Linked DNA regions of Homo sapiens: region 2 is linked to region 1. Evidence: read pairs that join two places in POLR2A ChIA-PET (ENCODE). Cell type or tissue: MCF 10A. All regions are shown on one strand.

Region 1 (5,000 bases):
AGAGATTTAAATGGGTCACTTCATGTATAACAATGCCTAGCACAGGGTAAGTACCATAAAAGTGTCAACTATCATCACCATCTTCACTATTATCATCATGTTATTCTTTTATGTGTATGTCATTTGTCTATAACTGATTTGTAAACCCTTTCAAATCAGAGGTTTCAACATATCCCTCTGCTTTGCACAGAGGAGACTCACAGGAAAGCAGTGTGATGCAAAGCTTTATGGTAGTCAGGACACCTGGCCTGTCAGATTAGGCAGGTCTCTCCACTTCTTTGAGACCCCATTTGCTTATGTGTAAAATAGAAATTTTTTCTTAATGTTTACATTGTATATTCAGTTAAAGTGTTTCACAGACAATAACTCATTGATTATCTGCCTACTTAGCTCACATATGAGGTAATTTATGTAAGCATGCTAGAAATTGAGGCATGCAGATATAACCTGTATTACCAAGGTGCTCAGTAAGTGCTTTTTGATGCATGGGATCAAATGCTCCACTGTCTTTATTTTTTTCCAATGTAAACTCCATTTAAAGTGAATTAGAAGAATTTCTTTTTGATGTTTTTCATCAATAGTGTCCCAATTTTCTCATGAAGCCCCTCCCTCCTTTCATTCCAGGGCATCATTGTTTCTTTTAGAGTGGCAGGTAGTGAATGTGAATAGAGGCAGCTGGTTCTATGGTGTGCTGGTGCCTGGAGAAATTGTACAGACTGAAGACATCTCTTAAAATAATATGTTTTAACTCTTATTCCAAAGGGTTTAGGATTTTTTGCCTACTGTTTATCAGAATGATCACAATCCTTTTTCAGAGTAAAAAGAGATGCTAGATTTAGGGAAAGGGGAATCAAATAATGAGGTATAGAAAACCAAATAATTATCATGGGAGAAAAGAAAATCAGAACTGGAAACTGACATAAGAACAATAACAGTATTAGATTAAAAGTAAATTAAAAGGGGGAGTCATATAAGATGAATATGATTTCCTTTAGTCAAGAAACTGTGGCTTGTTTAGTTTTTGTGAAGCGTAATATTACCAAAACCATAGTAAAAATAATGAGTACAGAGGGGTGTATGATACAGCCAGTTGTGGGAATTTCTAGGCTGGCTTCTGTGCTAATTATTAAGTATCTCAGCTCTCATCCTAAATTCAAACCAAGCATCCATAAACTCTAGCAGGATGAGACATAGGAAGATATTCAAATACCAAAGTAACTATGGAAATGGGAGGAACAAAGAAGAATTCTTGAAAGTCTCTGGGCAAAGATAAAAGGAAAACAGAATAAAGAAGATCTCACAGCAGGGGCCTGTGACAGATCTTCAAATCAGGAAGTCAGAGAAGACGAAGTGAAGCAGAGCCAAATCTCCACATCCACGGAGATGGCCCATAGATTACAAGTACCCTGTTAACTTTCAGGTAACTCACACAGGAGAACAGAAGTGGAAACACATAAAACATAAGTTTAATTCTCTCAGTAAATGATGCAAAAAAAATAGCAAGAACTTTGAAAATCATCTTACATTTAGGAAGATTTTATAGACTGCCTGAATGTCTTAACCTGGAGAATAGCATTTCTGGATTAGCCAAATTCTAAGTGTACATTTTTTTCCAAAATGTTAGGAAACCAAGCTTGCTTTGCCTATAAACTTGGGGGATTCACAGACAGATAGATGAATAGAAAGAGATATATAGAGATGCCAAACAAAAGTTTTTCGAAAGACGATTATAGATTTGTGCCAAACTAAATAAAAGGCAATGGGCCATTGCGTTTGGGTGATGTATAGGTTATCTACTTCAATGCAACAAACGCCTTCAAATGTAAGTGTCTCCACATGGTTTCTTTTTTTTTATTTTTTATTTGCTTGTTCGGAGGTCTCTCAAGGCCTAGGCTTGGAATTCACACAAAGTCATTTTCTTTCATTCAGTCAAACCAAGTCTCTATCAGCTCAGATTCAAGGGGTGGGGAAATTGACTCCTCCTCTTCATGGAAAGAGCTGCAAAGAATTTCTTTTGTGGCTGTTTTAATCTATCGTAGGTGTTTAACTCAATTACAAAATCTGACAAGAGATATGAAATAATTTGACTTAGAATATAGAAATAATTTGACTTAAACTGAAAACTTCTAAATCATTGCAAAGTATTATTATTACATAGCTGACCAATTGTTCCTCCTCTCTTTTTAGTGTCTTCTTGGCATGTGTACTCATGAGGAACTTAAGGACAGGATGCCGCAGGCATGCTGAGCCAATTGGCAGGGTATTAGGCTATGCAACACCTCTACCTTTTTGCTCTTTGCGATTCAGTAGCTCAGGCGTGTGTCTGCTACTAATTCAATGACATATAAAATGTACTGAATTTCTGAAAGATTTTTCTGTGTGCTGTAAATCTTGTGATAGTATTTATCACTAGCTCAAGTACTGATCTCTAGTTCCAAGGAAATTTACATTTCAACTAAGTAAGATAGGTTTTTATCTTCTTTAATTTTGGTACCAGAGGGCCTGAAGAGAAATAACCAAACCAAAAAAAGAAAAAAAAAAAAGGGAAAAAAGTTTAATTACCTTGTTTATTTAGCTCTGTGACATCCTCTCAAAACTCACCAATGACAATGGGCTCAAGGGCTCAGTGATTGTTTGCAGTAGTCATCTCTCGAGGTGGCTCTACAGTGCAGGGTTCCCCTTTTCTGAGGAGCTGCCATCATGCACAGACATGTCCTCTGCTGACCTTTGCCCTGATAGCTGTGTCTACATTAGCGATCTTTATTCCCTGAACCATGACTAATTGATTCAGGTCTGTCACCTGACCTAAGCTGGGCCAATCAGTTTATCTCTTATGTGTACTGGAAGTGTTGCAAGAAGAGAAGGAGTATAATTTGAAAGTTGTTGGTAGCTGAGACACATTGTAATACGCTGGAAAGAAGCCCCACAACCTCCTGCAGAGGAAACACCCTAGTTCCTACCCTTTCTGATCCAAGTTTTCCTTTGATCCTGTAAGCTATTCTAGTATTCTTCCAGTACATTCTCTGTTTTTTTCAAAACTAGTAGAGTTGGTTGTTGTTACTTGTTATCAAGAGAAACTTACCTGACAGAGGATACCCACATCCATAGCTGAATAGTTAGAAGAAAATGGTTTATCTGGGAGCAGTTTCATTCATTCATTCATTCATTCATTCATTCATTTGACAGTCATTTATTGAGAGCCTATTACATATCAGTTACAGAGATAGGCACATGAATAAGATAGAAGGAGGTGTGGGGAGATAGTCACACCTACCTACAATTCCACTAAATTGTGATAAAGTAGAGATACTTGCAAAGTGATGTGGGAGTACAGATAAGGGTACAAATGAACTCTTTGTGTAGGTTGGGGAGCTGGGGTTAATCAGCTTGGACAAGGATGTAAGCTAAGAACTAAAAGCTACACAGAAAATATATATATTCTATATATATTGTATTACAGTGGTAGCAAATGAAGAATTTCTACATAGATACTGAAGACCAGCTGTTCTCAATATCAACTCAGCTCTGCAGAGTGAAAACTGATTTGAACAGCAGCATGAAAGATTTAGATTATAGATGGAAGAATTTCCTGACAGTGAGAGTTGTTAATGTTGGGAGGTTGTAGAATCTTCTCTTCTGGAGGTTTTAAAAATAATAGCTGTTCATCTGCCTAGGATGATGTTATTGTGATGCTGTCTAAAATAGGGAGATGGAAGATAATCACTCAAGGTCTTTTCTAGCTTAGAAATTTTTATAACACTGTCATTTAAAAAAAAGACTTTTAAAAAAAGCAGTTTTAGGTTCAAGCAAAACTGAGAGTAAGATATGGAAATTTCCCATGTACCCTCTGCTCCCTCATGCACAGCCTCACCCGTTATCCATATCTCCCACAGCATGGTACATTTCTTACAACTGACAGACCTGCCTTGACATGTCATTATCACCCCAAGTTCATAGTTTACATTGGGGTTCACTCTTGGTGTTGTACATTCTGTAAGTTTGAACAAATGTGTAATGACATGTATCCACTATTATAGTATCATATAGAATATTTCACTGTCTTAAAAATCCTGTGTTTTGCTTATTCCTCTTTCCCTCCCCCCAACCCTTGGCAACTACTGATATTTTTACTGTCTCCATAGTTTTGCCCTTTCCAGAATGTCACATAGTTGTAATCAAACAGCATATAACTTTTCAGATTTGTTTCTTTCACTTAGTAATATGCATTTAAATTTCCTCCATGTCTTTTCATGACTTAATGTCTCATTTCTTTTTAGCACTGAATATTATTTCATTGTCTGGAGGTACCACAGTTCATTTATCCATTCACCTATTGGAGAACTTCTTGGTTGCTTCCAAGTGTGGGCAATTATGAATAAAGCTGCTATAAATGTCCCTGTGCAGTTTTCTTGCATGGACATAAGCTTACAACTCCTTTGGGACACTGTCGATTTTTAGGAAAACAGTATAAAATTGATAAAAAAATAAAATTAGGGGCAGAAAAGTAATGCCAAAAGTGGAAAAATAATCAAATTAATTATTCCCTCTTAAATCAGGAATGTGAGAAGTGAAGAGATTCAAGTCTTCAAGATTTATTATTTTGGAAATTGTTTTGAAATCACATAGTCCATTGGTTGTTCTAGAACCTCTTGGTTGGGACTCAACTGATGGTCAACTAATAGAGGGTCCTGTCTTTTCCTTCCCACCCCAGAGTCCTTTAGTTTCTCCTAATTCACTTTACAACTATCCCACCCATGATGGGATGACATTGCTACTGCCTCAACCTGTAACTGGAGCCTCCTCATCCTATTCTCCAAAGGTGCACCCAGGTCCGTCCCTTCCTTCCTTCCTTCTTTCCATCCTTCCTTCCTTCCTTCCTTCCTTCCTTCCTTCCTTCCTTCCTTCCTTCCCTCCTTCCTTCTTTCCTTTCCTAAATAGTATAACATGAGCTTAAAATTAAAGCATGTGCTCAGAGAATAATAAGTCTAATTGGACTAAAG
Region 2 (5,000 bases), 210 kb before region 1:
TTTAAAGGTTAAGTTTGTTTCATTTTTTAAAAAAATTTAGGTTTGTTCACTTGCATTTTTTGTACCTTTGGAGTTGATTAAATGATTTTCCTCTTCAGCTCTATTAATATGATGTTTTATGTTATTAGATTCTTTAATATATTTGTGGAACAGTCTCCACTTGGTTGATATTACTGCCTTTTAATACCCTGTTGGATTCTGTTTCCTGTGGGGTTTTTTGGTTTTCTTCTTTTGAGACAGGGTCTCTTTCTGTCACCCAGTCTAGAGTGAAGTGATGTAATCATAGCTAACTGCAGCCTCAAACTCCCAGGCTTAGGTAACCCTCCTGCCTCAGCCTCCTGAGTAGCTGAGACCACAGGCGTGTGCCATCACACTCGGCCTGTTTTGTTTTGTTTTGTTTGAGACAGAGTTTCGCGCTTGTCACCCAGGCTGGAGTGCAATGGCACGATCTCTGCTCACTGCAACCTCCGCCTCCCAGGTTCAAGCGATTCTCCCGCCTCAGCCTCCCAAGCAGCTGGGATTGCAGGCATGTGCCACCACGCCTGGCTAATTTTGTACTTTTAGTAGAGGTAGGGTTTCTCCGTGATCATCAGGCTGGTCTCACACTCCCGACCTCAGGTGATCCGCCTGCCTCAGCCTCCTAAAGTGCCAGGATTACAGGCATGGGCCACTGCGCCTGGCCTGTTTTTTAATATTTAATATTCTCACTGGGGTTTTGGTCAGATTCATTTGCAAATTGACACAGGGAAAATTGGCTTCTTCATAATAAATCTTGTATTCAAAAATTCATAATGCCTTTCCATTTCCTTAGGTATCTTATGTGTCCTTCAGGAGATGTTTGAAAGTTTTCTTCATGAACGTCTCACATGTTTCTCAAGTTTATTTCAAGATTTTTGTTGTTGTTTTAATTGAAAAATTTGCTTTCCTTGTCTTTTAAGTTGGTTGATTGTACTTATGAAGGGTATTGATTTCTATTTATCTTGACCTTGCTGCTTTAATGAATTATTTATAGCAGCTGTTTTTTAGTGATTTTCTTGCATATTCCAGGTGTATAAAGGTACTATCTGCAAATAGTTTATCACATCCTTTCCAATTTTGTACTTCCGGTTTTTCTCTTGCTTAATACTATTGGCTAGTTTTTCCAATCAGTGTTACAAAATGGTAGCAGTAGGAGGTACCTTTGTCTTGTGATTTTGGTGATAATGCTGGTAATGTTTCTCCATTAATCATAGTACTTTCTTTGGGCAGAGGAGAGTGGTTTTCTAATGTAAAGAAGTACTCATTTGTAGCGTCCTATGAGTTTTTATCAAAGACGAATTTTGATTTTGTTCATTTGCCTTTTTAGCGTCTTTGGAGATGATCATGATTTTTCTTCTTACATCTATTAATATAATGTTTTACATTATTTGATTCTCTAATATCTTGTGGAACAATCTCTAGTTGGTCATGATATACTACCTTTTAATATGCTGTTGGATTCTGTTTTCTAGTATTTAATATTTTTTATCATATTTCTAAGTGAAATTAGACTGTTTCTTTTTCCATTGTTTTGTCAGGTGTTTGTATCATATTTCTATTTATACACTTTAAGCTTCCTATTTTCTATGTTCTTGAACAGTTGTTAGAATTACATGTTCATTTAGTATAGATGAGCAGGATGCACAATTCAGATTTCTGGTCTATGTAGAATCAGATCTTGTAAGCTATATTTTCATAGAAATTGTCCATTTTTCATGCTTTCCAAAAAATTTTTTCATAGTTATAAAACTGTTTTATAGGGCACAGGAGCTGCAAGTTTTGACGAATTTGGCAATTCTAAGTACCAGAATCGGAGAACAATGAGCAGTTCTGATCGGGCAATGATGAATGCATTCAAAGAAATCACTACCATGGCAGACAGAATCAATCTACCTCGAAATATAGTTGTAAGTTCTTGTCTACCTCCTTTAAGCCATTCTGGCATTGACTTTGCATAATTTAATGAACACATGAAATTTTGATATTGCAGCTAATTAAATGACGTAGAGTTAAACTTAGTTTCTCTGCTTTGAAGGATCGAACAAATAATTTATTCAAGCAAGTATATGAACAGAAGAGCCTGAAGGGAAGAGCTAATGATGCTATAGCTTCTGCTTGTCTCTATATTGCCTGTAGACAAGAAGGGGTTCCTAGGACATTTAAAGGTAAGTTTTTAGCTTTGTTTTTTTGTGTTTGTTTGTTTGTTTGTTTGAGATAGGGTCTCACTTTGTCGCCCAGGCCAGAGTGCAGTGGCGCAATCTTGACTCACTGCAACCTCTGCCTCCCAGGTTCAAGCTATACTCCTGCCTCAGCCTCCTGAGTAGCTGGGATTACAGGCATGTGCCACCACACCTGGTTAACTTTTGTATTTTTAGTAGAGACAGGGTTTCGCCATGTTGGCCAGGCTGGTCTCAAACTTCTGACCTCAGGTGATCTGCCCACTTTGGCCTCCCAAAGTGCTAGAATTAACAGGCGTGAGGCACTGTGCCCATCCTAAAATAACATTTTCTACATCATATTAAAGAAACAGACCAATGTCAGGCAGCTTTGACACTTAGAAGCTAAGTCATCTTTATTGTGACTACAGTAATCCACTTGAGCATCATTTGCCAATGCCTACTTATTTCATTCCTTGACAGCAAATTCATAGCATGTTCTTTTAGGCTGTTTTCCCATGTAGACTCATTTTAGTCCACGTAAGCCCACTATGTTCTTTTCTAGTGAGATCTTTTGATGGACTGTTGCTTTGTGGGCTTTCAGAAGGCCTATAATCGTAAACCAAAGTAGGCCGTTTATACATTTGGTTTACATGGAAACAGTTTCCATTTCTAGCACTGGTCTCTGTAGATGAGGGAGTCAAGCTTTAGAAAGTATCAGTGAAGGCCAGGTATGGTGTCTCACACCTGTAATCCCAGAACTTTGGGAGGCCGAGGTGGTTGGGTCATGAGGCCAGGAGTTCAAGACCAGCCTGGCCAATATGGTGAAACCCCGTCTCTACTAAAAATACAAAAATTAGCCAGGCGTGGTGGTGCGCGCCTGTAGTCCCAGCTACTCAGGAGGCTGAGGCAGAAGAATCGCTTGAAACCGGGAGGCAGAGGTTGCAGTGAGCCGAGATCACGCCACTACACTCCAGCCTGGGCGACAGAGTGAGACTTCATCTCAAAAAAAAAAAAAAAAAAGTTATCAGTTAAGTTTTTTCTCTTGAGGTGTATTGTTTGCACTTTTACACTTCAGTTAAGAACTGGTATTTTTCATTTAGTTTGCAGTTACATGTGAATATGTGATAATTTGTTCAGTGTTGCTCACTGACTTCCACTACCAAAGCTCAGTTTAGCTGAAGACTATACTTAACCCTTTATTCATCCAGTGAGTATTTATTTTTTATGTTTTCTTACGTAAAAGTGAAGAGGTGATGGCCTTTATCATCATCTTTTTTGTTGTTTTTATAACTAAAACAACTTTTGTTAAATTTCTTCTGAAAGTGTGTGGTGGTTGCATCTGGGAATAGCAGGGTCAGATATTTTATCTCATTGAGCTACAGCCCATAATCGCAGGGATTTCATGCACACATGACATTGTGTTGCCTAAGAGGCATCCTTTAGCTTGAGTATTTTCTTTCAATTCCTTGGTAACACTGCTTACAACAGATTAATACATAAACATCAAAGAATTTTTCATTTAAAGAAATTTAGTTGTATGAATTAATCCTTAGAGCAGTTAATATTTTGAAAGATTAAGACCTAAATTTAGCCAGGCACGATGGCTCACACCGGTAATCTCAGCACTTTGTGAGGCCGAGGCAGGTAGATCACGAGGTCAGGAGTTCAAGACCAGCCTGGCCAAGATGGTGAAACCCCATCTCTACTAAAAATACAAAAAATTAGCCGGGTGTGGTGGCAGGCGCCTGTAATCCCAACTACTCGGGTGGCAGGAGAATCGCTTGAACCCAGGGGGCAGAGGTTGCAGTGAGCCAAGATGGTGTCACTGCACTCCAGTCTGGACGACAGAGTGAAATTTCATCTCAAAAAACAAAAAAACTCTAAATTGAAAGAGTGAAGAACATTAGGCCAGGCGCAGTGGCTCATGCCTGTAATCTCAGCACTTTGGGAGGCCGAGGTAGGAGGATCACCTGAGGTCAGGAGTTCTAGACAGGCCTGGCCAACATGGTGAAACCCCATCTCTACTAAAAATACAAAAGTTAGCCAGGTGTGGTGGTGCACGCCTGTAGTCCCAGCTACTCGGGAGGCTGAGGCAGGAGAATCACTTGAGCCTAGGAGGTGGAGGTTGCAGTGAGCTGAGATCATGCCACTACCCTTAGTCTGGGCGACAGAGTGAGACTTCATCTCAAAAAAAAAGGTGTGATGAACATTAAAGTTAACTGAGAAATTTGCAGTTAACTCTGTGGGAAGTATCACTGAGATGATTAGGGTTTCATCTTTAAGGTATGATTGAATGTTTTACAATTAGAATGTATATTATGTTTATAATTAGAAATGGTAGATTTTAAGATGAACTATATGGCTTAAGTGAATTGATTTATTTAATTTTTTTTCTTTTAGAAATATGTGCCGTATCACGAATTTCTAAGAAAGAAATTGGTCGGTGTTTTAAACTTATTTTGAAAGCGCTAGAAACCAGTGTGGATTTGATTACAACTGGGGACTTCATGTCCAGGTTCTGTTCCAACCTTTGTCTTCCTAAACAAGTACAGATGGCAGCTACACATATAGCCCGTAAAGCTGTGGAACTGGACTTGGTTCCTGGGAGGAGCCCCATCTCTGTGGCAGCGGCAGCTATTTACATGGCCTCACAGGCATCAGCTGAAAAGAGGACCCAAAAAGGTAGGGTTCGTCATCAGGAAGTGTGGCAGTAAACTGAAATTTGCAGCATGTGATTGTTTTTCCATTTTAAGTCTGAACCGGGTAAATAGCAAGAAACCCACATTTGACCAGGCGCGGGGGCTCACACCTATAATCTCAGCA

Evidence for each region. ChIA-PET counts read pairs that join two places held together with the same protein. Peaks named below come from ENCODE experiments on the same cell type or tissue, not always from the same donor. Only the 100,000 strongest peaks of a DNase experiment are listed, where the experiment ranks them.
Region 2: POLR2A ChIA-PET joins it to region 1 with 5 read pairs; 2 of 35 experiments call an interaction of 5 or more read pairs at or near these places.

Annotation. Positions count from the first base shown.
Region 1 is chr1:88,645,201-88,650,200 of GRCh38, reverse strand. The region is part of intron 1 of PKN2-AS1 (PKN2 antisense RNA 1); the gene reads left to right. Among named protein-coding and RNA genes, the nearest start is that of PKN2, 37 kb to the left of the region's middle. RefSeq lists an enhancer at 2,601-2,895. In MCF 10A, no CTCF peak of the experiment used is centred here; a DNase peak (open chromatin) is centred at 2,780.
Region 2 is chr1:88,857,065-88,862,064 of GRCh38, reverse strand. GTF2B (general transcription factor IIB) reads left to right here. Exons shown (of 7, transcript NM_001514.6): 4 at 1,779-1,925; 5 at 2,054-2,183; 6 at 4,578-4,859. Among named protein-coding and RNA genes, the nearest start is that of GTF2B, 32 kb to the left of the region's middle. In MCF 10A, no CTCF peak of the experiment used is centred here; no DNase peak of the experiment used is centred here.